Linked DNA regions of Homo sapiens: region 2 is linked to region 1. Evidence: chromatin contacts called from ENCODE Hi-C or POLR2A ChIA-PET data. All regions are on one chromosome and are shown on one strand. The core of a region is the stretch at or near the end of the contact, and the rest is flanking DNA. Distances in the headings are between cores, read along the strand shown.

Evidence for each region. A loop is a pair of places that touch in the nucleus more often than their neighbours do. ChIA-PET counts read pairs that join two places held with the same protein, here RNA polymerase II (POLR2A). Pooled maps may share reads with other maps.
Region 2: a map of naive thymus-derived CD4-positive, alpha-beta T cell shows a loop between it and region 1 (12-fold over the local background). The contact joins the promoter of MTO1 here to the promoter of FAM135A in region 1. A Hi-C loop is called at or near these places in 1 of 168 maps with a recorded cell type or tissue (naive thymus-derived CD4-positive, alpha-beta T cell) and 9 of 50 pooled maps. POLR2A ChIA-PET finds 5 or more read pairs at or near these places in 2 of 52 experiments (B cell and activated B cell).

What each region holds. Positions count from the first base shown.
Region 1 is chr6:70,411,593-70,415,056 of GRCh38, reverse strand. It overlaps FAM135A (family with sequence similarity 135 member A), which reads right to left and starts at 1,549. Exons shown (of 22, transcript NM_001162529.3): 1 at 1,355-1,549. FAM135A-AS1 (FAM135A antisense RNA 1) reads left to right here and starts at 1,099. Exons shown (of 2, transcript NR_147708.1): 1 at 1,099-1,220; 2 at 1,995-2,229. RefSeq lists silencers at 1,033-1,182, 1,523-1,742.
Region 2 is chr6:73,459,897-73,463,360 of GRCh38, reverse strand. It overlaps MTO1 (mitochondrial tRNA translation optimization 1), which reads right to left and starts at 1,624. Exons shown (of 12, transcript NM_012123.4): 1 at 1,290-1,624. The coding sequence starts at 1,506. RefSeq lists enhancers at 1,084-1,133, 1,154-1,213, 1,284-1,613, 786-1,631 and a silencer at 2,064-2,123.

The DNA of each region.
Region 1 (3,464 bases), core at 300-2,799:
TGTATGCATTTATTAGAGAACAGAGACTCTCAGGAAAATTATGCAATCAATTGCAATAGCAAATGTATAAAACAAATTAATAATACATTTTAAAAAAGAAATTCTGTTAAATTTCATTTAAGATTAGTTCTTGGACAGCTACACCTAATGGAGGACAAGAAAATTTCCAAATTTTAAGTGTATGTTTGTAGGTCAACCTTTAACAAGTCTTAACCCATTATAGTTTCATTTAGTCTGTACTCAAGTTGCTTTCCCAGGCATGCCAGGTAAACATAATTCTTAAAAATTAAAGCTTTAATCAGTAAGTGTAACCGATTTGTTGCTACTGTCACTCTTTTGATGATACTTCCACCAACCGGTAAAGAAAGAAGAAATGTTATTAAACTGGAAGATGAACTAGAAACATTGAGTGGATACCTAGCTTAGGCAGAAAGCAGCAAGGACTAGAAGGGTATGTCACAAAGAAGTCTTCAGAGATTTAATAAAAAGTAAAACAAATGGAATGAAGTTAAGAGGCTTGACTTATACAAATGGGGGGGGGAGGGTGGAAGAGTTTTGGAGGGGAAAAAATTAAGATTAGAGACTCACTGGGTGCAGAATGGAAAAGGACGTGAGGATAGGGGCCATTAGACAGAAAGCGATGAAGCAGGGTACCAGAGGAAAGAGAAGGCAGTGAGGGTTTCCGAAGCTAAGATGGGGCATGGAATGAACTCCAATGCAAAGCGATGCTAAAGCAAAACACAATCGGCAACTAACAAAAAGGGAACCAGGAGGAAGTACCGAAAGGAGGTGGATGAGAGGAAAATAAAACCAAGGAAGAAATTATGGAGGTAACAAGAGTGAGAAACCTGGTCGGCCAGGGTAAGGAGCTCCGGACAGGGAAGAGCCAGGCAAGGGATGGAAGCACAGAGATACGCTGCTTCCCAAGGAGGGACCACCCGGGCAAAAAGACACGTGGGAGGCGCGGGATGAAAAAGCAGAACCACGAAAGCGGGTAAAGGAGGGACAGAGCGACGAAGATGGAGCAGGGGTGAAGGGCAAACACGCTAGGCGCGAGGTTCAGGAAGAACGGGTCGAGGGACGCGCGCAGGGGCAGGGGCGGCCGCGGGCACCGGGAGAGCAGCGCGCCGCGGCCCCTCGCCTCCCTCAGAGCGCTCCGCACCGCCGTCCCCACCGACCTTCAACGGGGCCGGGGCCAGGCTCCGACCGCCAGCAGTCGGGTGAGGGGCCGCGGCGGGCGAACGGCGGACGAAGAGGAGGCCGCTTCCTTCCTGGCCCCTGGGCAAGAGGGACGGAGGGAGGGGTCGTGGGTGTCGGGAGCCGGGGGAGCCAGAGGGGACAGTAAGGGGGTTACCTCTCGCCCGGCTCGGCCTCTTCCCCCGCCTGTCGAACGGAGGAGCTCGTTGTCCAGCTGCAAGAAGACGGCCCGACCCGGGTCAGCACCATCCCGCCCCGGGCCCCCTCACATCGCCATCACAGCAACCGCAAACACCGCAACCGCGGAGCCGGTTCGTCACCGCGGCTCGGCTACTGGCCCAGCGCGGCCAGCGAGCATGCGCAGTCGCCCCAGTCCCGAGGGAGCCCGGGCCAGCCGGCTATACCTGCGATCAACAGGTCCCCGGCCGCACGGCCCCGCCCCCGGCCTCTCTCACCTCCTCCTCCCGCCTCTTCCCTCCCCTCTCTGAGGCTAGGCCCCGCCCCTTCAAGCTCCGTGCCCCGCCCTTCAGGAGCTTCAACTGCCCCTCCAGCTCCAGCGCCAACTGAGATTTCGAGAGATTTGTCCTCCCTACCAGGCTCCCGTTCCCAAGTTCCCGCGAGAACGGGAGGTTTGCGTCAATAAAAGGCGCGCGTCAAGAAAAGGGGCTCGCTTGTGGGTTTAAGGGATGGAACTTGGAGGTGGTTGAAGAGTAGTGAACAAGAAGAGGGCAAAAACACGGAGTTCGAGAACTTTAGCCGTTTTTCTCACAATGTTGTTTCTCCTTTTCTCTCTTTAGCTCCTCCGTGCAGTCCCGGGTAGAGAGCCCGGTCCCTGCGCTAGTCGATTTGTGCAGTAGGAAAGGAGGCTGCAGGGGATCTGCGCCGGGGCAGGACAGATGCCTTTCGGGACCCAGTGTTTGCATCTTGGGAGATGTGGGTGCTGATCTGGTTGTTTCTTGGTTTATGACGCCAAAAAGGGCGGGAGGGGGCTGATGAAGTGAAGCCTTTCGCTAATACATTCCGTTAACAGAAGCCCACGAAGGATCATTGATTTATTTCACTCTTCCCTGTTTCTGAACCTTATCTGGCAAAAACTTTTGTGGTGCATAAAGTTCAGTATGTTGCTAAAGCTGAGTTAATGAAAGGAAAATTTCAGCTGCGACTCTTGTTTTAAAAATGAATCTAGGATGGATAGTGGTGTTGGTTGCACAACAATGAATGGACATAATGCTACTGAACTGTGCACTTAAAAATGGTTAAAATGGTAAATTTTCTGTTATGTATATTTTACCACAATAAGAATGAATTAGAAGGGAAAAGCTTTGTGCATTCATTTGAAAGTAATGGTGAGGTCTTGTAACGTAGGCCATTTAGGGGACAGGTTTTGAATATATCTTTGTACCAGTTTTTTTTTTTTTCGAGTGTGTGTGTGAGACAGAGCATTGCTCCGTCGCCCAGGCGGGAGTGCAGTAATGTGATCTCGGCTCACTGCAACCTCTGCCTCCGGAGTTCAAGCAATTCTCCTGTCTCAGCCTCCCTAGTAGCTGGGACTACAGGCGCACACCACCACGCCTGACTACTTTTTGTATTGTTAGTAGAGACGTGGTCTCACCATATTGGTCAGGCTGGTTTCGAACTCCTGACCTTAGGTGATCCACCCGCCTTGGCCTTCCAAAGTGCTGGGATTACAGGCCTAAGACACCGTGCCTGGCTTGTACCAGTTTTTACATGATTGGGTGTCCTCTTATCCTGTGAACCAATTTATTTGCATTTGTATGAATGGCCTGCTTTCCTGATTTCTAATTTGTCCCTTCTTTTATAGCCCTATACCATTTTACTATCCTTGCTAAACAGGCTTTTATTGCTTGTTTTGTGACTTGAACTTTAGCCTCAAAATTGGAAAGGCTTTTTCTGTTTTTTTTTTAGTTCCAGCCATGTCTTAGGAAAATATAGTAAACAACCAATTATTTGCATTTCCACGTCCGTGCATCCCTAAAACACACAGTGTGCCAAGATTCTTTCCCTGTTCCACGTTCTTTTTATTCAAATCACATTGTTAACTCATCTGCTGTGTGCCAGGCAGTGTGCTAATCTTGGAAGATACCAACATGAATGAAAAAGAACTTGGGTGGAGTGTTTGCATTATTACCCTATGATGTAATGTGTATAGTGCAGAGATAAATGCACAGAGAGCTATTGAAGCTCAGAAGAAGCATTAATCCAACTTTGGGAAGAGGTCATGGGTCAGGAAAAACTTCCAGGAGAAA
Region 2 (3,464 bases), core at 375-2,874, 3.0 Mb before region 1:
AAGGAATATAGGATGCAAAAGGTAGCATGGCGCTGGGCACGGTGGCTCATGCCTGTAATCCCAGCATTTTGGGAGGCCGAGGCGGGCGGATCACAAGGTCAGGAGATCGAGACCATCCTGGCTAACATGGTGAAACCCCGACTCTACTAAAAATACAAAGAAAAAAAAAATTAGCCGGGCGTGGTGGTGGGTGCCTGTAATCCCAGCTACTCGGGAGGCTGAGGCAGGAGAATGGCATTAACCCGGAAGGCGGAGCTTGCAGTGAGCCGAGATGGCGCCACTGCACTTGAGCCTGTGTGACAGTGCAAGACTCTGTCTCAAAAGAAAAAAAAAAAAAAAAGGTAGCATGGTTCTTCCAAAAGGCATCACAAAATCTTGACAGAAACACAAAGATCAGGCTGGGCAGAGTACTGAGCACCTGCAATCCCAGCTACTGGTTAGGCAGAGGCAGGAAAAGTTCTTGAGTCCAGAAAGCGGAGCCTGTAATGTGCAACGATCGTGCCTATGAGTAGTCACTGCACTCCAGCCTGGGCAACATGGCGAGACCCTGTCTCTAAAAAAATGTTTTTAAATAAAAACACAAGAACCGTTTAATAAAGGATTTTTTTATTTTATTAATATTATCATTATTTTGAGACGGAGTTTTGCTCTTTTGCCCAGGCTGGAGTGAAGTGGCGCAATCTCGGCTCACTGCAACCTCTGCCCCCGGGTTCAAGCGATTCTCCTGCCTCAGACTCCCGAGTAGCTGGGATTATAGGCGCCCGCCACCATGCCCGGCTAATTTTTGTATTTTTAGTAGAGACGGGGTTTCGCCGTGTTGGCCAAGCTGGTCTCAAACTCCTGACCTCAGGTGATCCACCTGCCTTGGCATCCCAAAGTGCTGGGATTAAAGAAGTGAGCCACTGCACCTGGCCATAAACCATTGTTAATAATGTTAATTCACCCTTTATCTGGAGTAACATAGTAGAAGGTAAACGCAGCAATGAACTAAGAAGCTACCAGCGAGTAGTTGGTAGCTCCCTTTCCCAAGGCACTGACCCCGAACCCCAACCTCCTACAACGGACGACTGTCAGCAGCAGCATAATCTATGGTTCGCAGAATAGACTAATATAGAGTTCTGGCCTGGCCCGCCTGATCCTTGCGAGACACTGATCGAGGCTAAAACCACAGAAGGTAGGATTCTCACTAGCTTTGAGGAAAGGAAGAGGTCCCCCGCTTCAGACCGGGGGAGGCGGGAAGGAAGCAGCCTGCGTCCTACGCCAAGTTCCACAGCACCCGCGCTCCTCACCGATCGTGTCCACGCGGTGAGTGAGGAGCAGAGTCCGAGAGCCGCACCGAGCGGCGGCGGTGGCTGCCTCAGTCCCGGCATGTCCTCCACCAATGACTATCACGTCGAAGTGCGGAGTCCGGGGCGCCGCGCTGTCACTGCTCAACCGTGCCAACGGAAATTGCTGCTTGGTGAAGGAAACCGCGACCCAACGGCCACAGCCTCGGAAGTAGAACATGCTGGGAGAAAAATCTATCTGACTTTGAAGCTGACACGAGTGACGGTCAAAAAAACTTACGCAACAAGAGACAATCTGCAGGGCGCGGCCATCTTGCTTTAATATCACGGGGTAGGACGTCTACGTCCAGCGTCGCCGCTGATTGGCGGTTTGGAGCTACTTTCCTGGTGAGGGAGATGGGTGATCGCACGGAGGGCCGGTTGTGTATTTTCTTTCCTAGTTCGTGCGGGCTTTTTTTATTATTATTATTTTTTATTTTTATTTATTTATTTATTTATTTATTTATTTATTTATTTATTTATTTATTTATTTATTTATTTTGAGACAGAGTCTCGCTCTGTTGCCCAGGCTGGAATGCAGTGGCGCGATTTCGGCTCACTGCAAGCTCCCCCTCCCGGGTTCGCGCCATTCTCCTGCCTTAGCCTCCGAGTAGCTGGGGCTACAGGCGCCCGCCACTACGCCCGGCTAATTTTTTGTATTTTTAGTAGAGACTGGGTTTCACCGTATTAGCCAGGATGTTCTCGATTTCCTGACCTCGTGATCCGCCCGTGCGGGCTTTTTTTGATTTCCTGTGGTTCTGGGTTGGGAGCTCCTACTAAAGGTCATCTTTTGTACTTTCTTAGGCCCTGCAGTCCTTATCGCCAGGTGGCCACCTACGATCAATGAATTTGATCACTTTGCCTTATCAGATCTTTGTGATCTGACAATCTGATACACCGTCACCTTCTGTTTGTCTATAAAAACTAAGGGCTGAAAATAAGAATAGATTCGGGCCGGGCGCGGTGGCTCACGCCTGTATTCCCAGCACTCTGGGAGGCCGAAGCAGGTGGATCACAAGGTCAGGAGATGGAGACCATCCTGGTCAACATGGTGAAACCCCATCGCTACTAAAAAAAAAAAAAAAAAAAAAAAAAAAAAAAATTAGCCGGGAGTGGTGGCATGCACCTGTAATCCCAGCTACTCAGGAGACTGAGGCAGGAGAATCGCTTGAACCTGGGAGGCCGAGGTTGCAGTGAACCAAGATTGTGCCACTGCACTCCAGCCTGGGCGACAGAGCAAGACTCCGTCTCAAAAAAAAAAAAAGAAAAAGAAAAGAAAAAGAATAGATTCGAAAGGAGTTCAAATATATTTGTGGACTGAAAGATTCATGATGGTGCCTGGGCATGGTGGATCACGCCTGTAATCCTAGCACTTTGGAAGGCCGAAGGGGGCAGATTGCCTGAGCTCAGGAGTTCGAGACCAATCTGGGCAACATGGTGAAACCCCGTCTGTACTAAAATACAAAAAAAAAAATTAGCCAGGTGTGGTGGCATGCACCTGTAGTCCCAGCTACTTGGGCGGCTGAGGCAGGAGAATTGCTTGAACCCGTAGGCAGAGGTTGCAGTGAGCCGAGATCGTGCCACTGCACTCCAGCCTGGCGACAAGAGTGAGACTCTGTCTCAAAAAAAAAAAAAAGAGAGAGAGAGATTCATGATGGCTAATTGGTTAATTAGAAGAATCGGTTGGTTGGAGGTTAAATGTCCAGCCTTTTGGAATTCACAGCCTTTCTCAATTCACAGCCTTTCTCAGAAAGGCAACGTTTGACTGGAGAATAAAACAAGTGTGGTATTGCAGGATCTGGCCAGCAGCCCACAATGCAATGGGGCTCTTTCTTTGTTCCCAGGCGGATTGGCAGGTCGAGAAATAATAGACACACAGAAGATATTGAAAGCTGGGTCCAGGGGGGTCACTGCCTTCTGGTCCTGCAATGCTGCTAATACACTGGATATACCAGCATTTATTATTAAGTTTAGTGAGGGCAGGGGTAGGTTAGTGAGGGATTTAGGGTCATTTGATTATGAGGTGAGATGGTCACATGGGGATGAAGTAATTCTTTAACATAACATCTGTATGCAGAAGTACAGTATACAGAGATAAGAATTTACAATATATTGTGTGCATCAGTAATTTCTAACAGA